Linked DNA regions of Mus musculus: regions 1 and 3 are each linked to region 2. A link is a loop called in an ENCODE intact Hi-C map of the cell type or tissue named here. Cell type or tissue: left cerebral cortex. All regions are shown on one strand. Region 1 overlaps Ap5z1 (adaptor-related protein complex 5, zeta 1 subunit). Region 2 holds the start of Radil (Ras association and DIL domains). Region 3 has its middle 12 kb from the start of Gm52793.

Region 1 (2,500 bases), 73 kb before region 2:
AGGGACAGTCACCACCTGAACAGTAGCTACAGCGTGAGAGCCTGGGCAGTCAGCAGTATTGGAGCTGAGCTGCAGGCGTGGGTGACTCGTGAGGCATGGTGGACATGACTGTCAGGATGGGATCACCAGCCCCTGGGGATGAGTCATCTCACCTTGTCTCTGTGGCTGGCCAGTCAGCCTTGAGCAGCCGGTAGGTGACTGAGTGTTACTTCCTAGGCCGAGCAGAAATGGCCTGGTCTGCTTGCTGCTGTTACTCATTTCTGGATTTGGGGGCAGGGAGCAGTGCAGGAAAAATAAACTAAAGAATTATTTATGCTGAGCAGTGGTGGCACATGCCTTTCATCTCAGCACTCAGGAGGTAGAGGCAGGTGGATTTCTGAGTTCAAGGCCAGCCTGGTCTACAGAGTGAGTTCCAGGACAGCCAGGACTACACAGAGAAACCCTGTCTCAAAAAACCAAAAGAGAATTCTTTAATATTACATGTATGTGCTTGCACACACCACAGTGCACACGAGATCAGGAGACAGCTTTTGCTACTCGGTTCTCTCCTCAGCCATGTGGGTCTTGGCTGGTTGCCTGGCTCAGTGACAAGCGCCTTTACCTACTGAGCCATTGTGCCTGCCACCAAGTAAATCTTCCAGTGCTGTGTACAGCCCAGGCCCCTCTCTCTGCCTTCCTTGGACTTGGAGAGCCAGGGAGCCTGGGCTGCTGCCTTCCCACCCTGCCCTCTGTTGAGGGAAATACCTGGGTCCCCTGATTGGCTCCTGTGTCCTTGATGTGACAGAAATGACATGCTCTGGAGCTGAAACTCACAAAGCCCTGAGTTTAATCCTGAGTGTAACCCCAGGCATGGGGTGCACACTGCAATCCCAGCACTCAGCAGGTGGAGTGAAGTTCGAGAAAGGTCAGAAGTTCAAGGTCAGCCTTGGCTAGGTAACAACTTGAAATGCAGCCTGGGCTACAAAAGAAATTGGGCCTAGAAGATGACTCAGCACATAAAAGGCCTTGCTAGATGCCCCTGATGACCCAGGGTTGACCCCTGGATCTCATGTGTAAGGCTGCGTACCATGGTGTGTATGTAGCTGTGAAGACAGCAGTTCAAAGCTCAAAGGCTTGCTACAGCAGTGGAAGAACGAGCTGGAAAGCAAGAACCAACTCTCAGAACGCACGCCATGCCTTGGTCACATAAGACATTTTAAAAGCTAAATAAAACTCAAGGTGTATTCATGAGGGCGCGGTGTCTTCTGGGTCCACATGCAGGTGGTGTTTGCCTAATTATGCTGCTTCCTAACTTAAGGATATGGAAGGCTAGACTTGGAGGACTTTTATGTGCTCCAGTGGTTCTGCACAGAGGCTTCCAGGTTTCATGGTGCTCAAGGGTGCAGGCTCCTGCCTGCTGAGAATTTTTGCAATTTTCCTGAGCCCTGGACAGATAGTTCTTCAGAACTACTCAGGCACTGACAGCACATGGCCACCAGATGGCGCCACCGCACCAGTTTATTGATGCGCACGCCTTTGGCCCCACCCACAACTCCATCCTTCACTTTGTTTCTGGGCTCTGTATTGGGGCTGGAGTTCCCTCAGGAAAAGTTGAATTTAGGCTCCGGCTGAGGTGTGCGGCTAAGTGGGGTGCACCTATCGAGGCCACGGGGTTACTAAAGCCCACGTGGGCCTCGTGTCCGGATTCACGTTCAGGGAGAGCTTTACTTGTTACCACTAGGCCTGTTGGGCCCGGGCCAAACTCCCTCCCCGAGCTGGGCCTGGACAGATGTGTTCAGGGAGTGCTATCTGTTCCTGTGAGGGCAGGAAGGACAGTGTCATTAGTGACTTAAAAAAAAAATTAGCCTTTTGCTTTATTCAGTGAGTGTTTTTGCCTGCATGCATGTCAGCGCGCCATGCGCATGTTTTGCATGCAGAGGTCAGAGAGCCTCAGACCCACTGGAACTGGAGTCGCAAGCTTGTGAGCCCCCATGTGCTGGGAATTGAACCCAGGTCCTCAGGAAGAACTCCTAGTGATCCTAACCACTGAGCCATCTCTGCAGCCCAGAACCTTGGCATCCTTCAGTCACAGGGTACATGGCTCCACCAGCACTGCACAGAAAGTTGATGAAGCCATGCCAGCTTGAACAAGGGCAGAGGTGTTTGAAGACACACTGCCCTCTTCTTGTTGAGCACCAGACAAAGCCAAGTGCCCACTCAGATGGCAGGGGCTGCCCTGGCCCCTCAGAGGGTCACATACGGTATTCAGCCACTCTTCCTACCTTCGTCTGGCTAGAGGCTTGGGCTCCAGGCTCCTAGGCCCCCGTGACGTTGGTGAAGCTTTTACACCTCCTCGGCTGTTATAATCACCTTTCATATGAATGCTTGACAACCCGTTTGCACACATGCCAAGGTTTTAATATGTGGTATGAATGTGTGTGTGTGTGTGTGTGTGTGTGTGCCTGCAATGGAGAGGCTGGGGGTTGGTGCGGAGTGGTTGGTTTCCTCAGTTGCTCTCCAC
Region 2 (2,500 bases):
GGAATGCACAAGAGGTGGCCCGCAGCACCGAGAGACACCAGTAATCAAATTCTTTTTGGTAATTCAGATTAACCAAACACTCGACAGGCGACAGAGGCTGGGCCGGGCAGGTCTGCAGCCTGTCAGGCCCCCATCCCAGGGCTCCCCAGGGACAGAAGCCAGATCCCTTTGAGGGCCTCGGAGCTCCAGCTCAGCATCTGTCTCAGGCGCGGCACTTGTCGGGGGACTGGCTGGAAATGATACAGAAATAGCTGGAGAAACAATGCCTCTCGCGGGCACACCGATGGGGAGGAGACGCGATGCGGGACGGGTGTAGGCGGGGGTGTCACCACCATCCTGGTGGGCGAGTGCGGGACTCCCGCCTTGAGCTCTTTCGGGTTGTTCCAGGTTAGATTGCACCTCCAAAGCACTACCAGGTAAACTGAGGCCTGGAAAGGTCCCTTGGCCACGAGTGACGGAACCCGGATTGCCCCTGGAAGTCCACGGGGCCACGCAACCCGCGCCCACCCGGCCTTCAGGTGCAGCTCCCCCGGGCCGCTCCAGGCCCCGTGCGCTCGCCGGTTTCCATGGCAACCGAGCAAGCCTGCCTCCATCGCGCCCGGACTCGCCGTGGGGACCGTGACCAGCGCGGCCCCGCCCCAGCGCGTGCCCCGCCACCCGTGTCTCAGCCCGCGGTCTCCGCACCCTCCGCGGGTCCCCGCAGTGGCCCAGCCGCACCTCCTGGGCCATCCTCGGCCTCTGCTGACCTTCCTTCTCGCGCCCCGCACTCACCTCAGCGCAGCCTGTCAGCTGCGTCCCCCGCGCGCGGCTCCCACGCCCGCCGTTAGCCGAGCTGGCGCCCGGCTCGAAGCGCCTCCTGCCGGCCGCGCAACGGACAGGGCGAGGCCTCCGAAGGGGCGGGGCCTCTGGGGGCGGAGCCTCTAAGGGCGGGGAGTCGGGCGAGACGAACAGAAACTTGACACCTCAGCGCCCAATGGGCAGAGACGGAGCCTCGAGTGGGCGGGGTCACATGTATTAGGGCGGGCCTGGCCGACCGAGAAAGATAGGCTGTGCGCTAGCGCCCCCTTCTGGTCCCCAACGGTAAGAACGATTCTCTAAGAGGTGTGGCCTTTGAGTGGGCGTGGCCTCGGCAAGGGGGCGGGGCTAGTTTCCCAAAGTCGAGTCGTGGTATCTCAAGGGGCGGGGCTGCAGGAAAGAAGGGCGTGGCCTGTTCTTGGGCCCCCCTGCTTTGGGGTTGTGTACTCTATGATCAAGTAGGTGGTGTTTGGCCTCCACCCCAGTTAGTGGACGAAGGTGGAGGGGTGGACAAAGATGGACAGGTACATAACTGAATATGCATGAAACTGACCAGGGACAGGAAGGCCAGACTTTTATTTTATTGAATATATTTTTATTTATTCATTGACAATTGCATACGTGTATATAGTGTGTGTTGTCAGCATTTAACCCCAGTTCTTTAATTTTAATGTATCCTTCGTAGAATTTTATTTTACATTTTAGATAGGGTCTCATAGATGCCAGATTGGCCTCAAACTCCATGTGACCAAGGCTGGCCTTGCACTCCTGATGCTATTACCTCCATTGTCCTTGTGTTGGAATTACAAGCTTGCACTACCATGCCTAGTTAATGTAGTTCTGGGGATCGAACCAAGGGCCTCATGTATGCAATACAAATGCTCTACCAACTGAATCACTTCAACCCTAAGCAGCCAGAATTTTAAAAACACAAGTCAAATTATGGCAGACTAACTTTAAACCATGCAAAATGGGACCAAATCAGCTCTAGGTCCTTGACCCAAATAATGTATTTTGCTTTGACTTCTCTCTGGTATGTTCAGTGATCTCAAACTGCACACCCTAACCCGAGAAGTATATCTTTTTGTGGGCAGTTTGTCAAGAACTATACTGTAGAGAAGTAGTTCTCAACTTTCCTTAATGTTGCAACCCTTTAATACAGTTCCTCACTGGGTGGTTTGAATAGATATGGCCCCATACACTTCTGTGTTTGAATGCTTGGCCCATAGAGAGTGCCACTATTAGGAGGTGTGGTCTTGTTGGAGGAAGTGTGTCACTGTGGGGGTGGACTTTGAGGTCTCCTATGCCCAAGCTACACCTAGTATGACATATGGTCAGCCTCCTGCTGCCTGCGGATCGAGATGCAGAACTCTCAGTTCCTCTTCCAGCACTATGCCTGCCTGGATGCTGCCATGCTTCCCACCATGATGATAATGAACTGAACCTCTGAAACTGTAAGCAGGCCCAGATAAATGTTTCTTTTACTTTGGTCATAGCATCTCTTCACAGCAATGAACCCCTAACTAAAACACTCATGTTGTGGTAACCCCCAACCATAGAATTATTTCACTGCTACTTTATAATTTTGCTACTGTTATGAATTGGGATGTAAATATCTGGTATGCAGGATACCTGATATGCAATCCCAAAAGGGGTTGTGGCCCATAGGTCGAGAACCGCTGCTGTAAAGTAATGGCCCCATGTT
Region 3 (2,500 bases), 290 kb after region 2:
GAATGAAAGGATAGATGGACAGTGGATAGATGAACGGATTGATAGATGGGTGGTTTGGTGGGTGGACAGATGGATGGATAGATGATGAACGGACATATAGGCAACAGAATGGATAGATAGGCAGACAATGGGGAGGTGTGCTGTCTCCACCTTCGAAAGTGCTAGAATAATAGCCCTGCACTCTGCCTATTTTATACGATACTGTAGATCAACAAGTATCAACCCTTCCCAGTGGCTGGGGCTCGGGGGTGGGGACACATCCTCCCAAAGCTTTGCACTTAGGTTCCAGGAAAAGGCAGAAGTTGGTTCTTACAGTGAGAAGCCAGGCCCTTCCTGCTCCTGATTAAGCCCCAGGGACCATAGCAACCACCAAACAAGACGTGCATTCCCCTAGAAAGTTCAGGGACGGAGTAGAAGCTGCTGTTGTGATCCAAATACCACTTACTGTGTGGTTGCTTCACTTTTTGGCATGGCTAAGAATTCATTTAAGAACAGTGTGGGCCTCATGGGGACTGAGAAAGACCTCACACTGAGGCCCCAAGCCAGAAACTTGCCAGACTCTCAGGGAGATGAATAGGGTTGAGAGACCCTAGTATCCGGTGAGTGTTCTGGTCTCTCCAGCCCATGATGACTGAGAACCAAAAAAGCGTGAGTCCTAGATTCAGAGCTCAGAGTTCAGGGGGCCACATCAGGAGGTCCATGCGGGCCAGAAGAAGGCAGATCTGGCTCTGTGTGGACTGATGGTGAGGTTAAGATGAAGCCTCCCTGTGCCCGGCCTACCAGGGTAAATAGCTTCCTACTAGAGATACTTGGAGCCCTGAAAAACAAGAGCAGCCATGAGCTGGGTGTGTGGTGAAGGGTGGTGCACAGCCTTTAATCCCAGCACTTGGGAGGCAGAGGCAGGTGGATTTCTTGAGTTTCAGGCCAGCCTGGTCTACAGAGTGAGTTCCAGGACAGCCAGGGCTACACAGAGAAACCCTGTCTCAGAAAAGCCAACCAACCAATCAAAACAAAGCCAAGAACAGTCCCTGTGTTACACCCTGCTCCAGGCCAGCCTTAGTCACAATTTCACAAAGAGAACAAACCCCATGACTCATCCAGACCACCTGGAGCCCTGTTAATTCTCCACAGCAGGGAAAGGGATACTTCCCTTCCTCTTTGTTGTCCTGGGCTGTGCGCACGCTGATGGCTGATGGTAGGTCGCTCCTGTCCACAGCAGACAGTTTTACCTGTAGCAGTCTGGGATGATCGCTCTTAGTGCTTAGAAGAGACCTGGGGGGAGAGGGGCCTCAGCGCCCCCCACCATCTTTATGGTTCCTCTGGATTCTGCGGACTTTGGTGACACCTGCTGGCCACTTGCCCTGTCTCTATAGCGACCACAGCAGAGGCTCCCAGCACCTCCATGAAGCTGATATGGGGAAGGGTCACCTAGGTGATTGGTGGCAGACAGGGTGAAGGGTCACAGCTTCTTGGGTCTGTCCCCTGCTGTCTTGATCCTCTATTACAAAAATCAGGAAAGTACAGGGGGGCTCCGTTGATAACCTGCTTACTTAGCACGCACACTTTCTGGATTGGGTCCCCATAAGCCATGCACAGTGCTGCATACCCATAACCCCCCCCCAACTTGGGAAGTAGAGGCAAGAGAATTAGAAATTCCAGGTTTGGCTGGTGAGATGGCTCAGGGGTAAGAGCACTGACTTCTCTTACGAAGGTCCTGAGTTCAATTCCCAGCAAAAACATGGTGGCTCACAACCACCCATAATGGGATCTGACTCCCTCTTCTTGTGCCTTTGGAGTCAGCTACAGTGTACTTATTTGTTTTTTGTTTGTTTATTTTTCGAGACAGGGTTTCTCTGTAGAGCCCTGGCTGTCCTGGAACTCACTCTGTAGACCAGGCTGGCCTCAAACTCAGAAATCCACCTGCCTCTGCCTCCCGAGTGCTGGGATTAAAGGCGTGCGCCACCATGCCCGGCTTACAGTGTACTTATGTATAATAATAAATAAATCTTTGGGCCAGAGCGAGCGGGGTTGATCAGAGAGAGCCAAGGTCCTAGAATTCAATTCCCAACAAGCACATGAAGGCTCACAGCCATATGTACAGCTACAGTGTACTCACATACATTAAATAAATAAATAAATCTTGAAAAACAAACAAAAAACGAAAACCAAAAAGTTTCCTGGTCATCCTTGGCTACATAGATCAAGGCCAGCCTGGGCTACATGAGACCATCCCAGAGAGGCTACCTTCAAAGCAGCAGCTAGCTAGCTATGAACCTGGTCTATCTCCCCTGTGAGTCTTCTGACAGAGAGAAAGGGCACAGAGGCACCGTGTCACTTTGTAGGTTTCAGGGACGAAGCTCACACGGTATCAGGCTTAGTAAAGCTCCTCACCTGCCTCGAGGCCTGCATCCTCTCTGCCTTTTTTTTTTTTAATATAAGATTTATTTATTTATTTATTTATTTATTTATTTATTTATTTAATGTAAGTACACTGTAGCTG

The links. A loop is a pair of places that touch in the nucleus more often than their neighbours do. Peaks named below come from ENCODE experiments on the same cell type or tissue, not always from the same donor. Only the 100,000 strongest peaks of a DNase experiment are listed, where the experiment ranks them.
Region 1: a loop joins it to region 2, with 5 times the contacts of the local background. A loop is called at or near these places in 24 of 42 quality-filtered maps.
Region 3: a loop joins it to region 2, with 2.2 times the contacts of the local background. A loop is called at or near these places in 3 of 42 quality-filtered maps.

What each region holds. Positions count from the first base shown.
Region 1 is chr5:142,477,487-142,479,986 of GRCm38, forward strand. It overlaps Ap5z1 (adaptor-related protein complex 5, zeta 1 subunit), which reads left to right. Exons shown (of 17, transcript NM_172725.2): 17 at 1-1,229. Among named protein-coding and RNA genes, the nearest start is that of Ap5z1, 15 kb to the left of the region's middle. In left cerebral cortex, a CTCF peak has its summit at 1,476 (motif pointing right); a DNase peak (open chromatin) is centred at 1,478.
Region 2 is chr5:142,550,209-142,552,708 of GRCm38, forward strand. It overlaps Radil (Ras association and DIL domains), which reads right to left and starts at 890. Exons shown (of 15, transcript NM_178702.4): 1 at 772-890. In left cerebral cortex, a CTCF peak has its summit at 943; DNase peaks (open chromatin) are centred at 258, 622 and 991; H3K4me3 peaks cover 1,064 bases; H3K27ac peaks cover 839 bases.
Region 3 is chr5:142,841,193-142,843,692 of GRCm38, forward strand. No RefSeq gene overlaps it. Among named protein-coding and RNA genes, the nearest start is that of Gm52793, 12 kb to the right of the region's middle. In left cerebral cortex, a CTCF peak has its summit at 1,342 (motif pointing left); no DNase peak of the experiment used is centred here.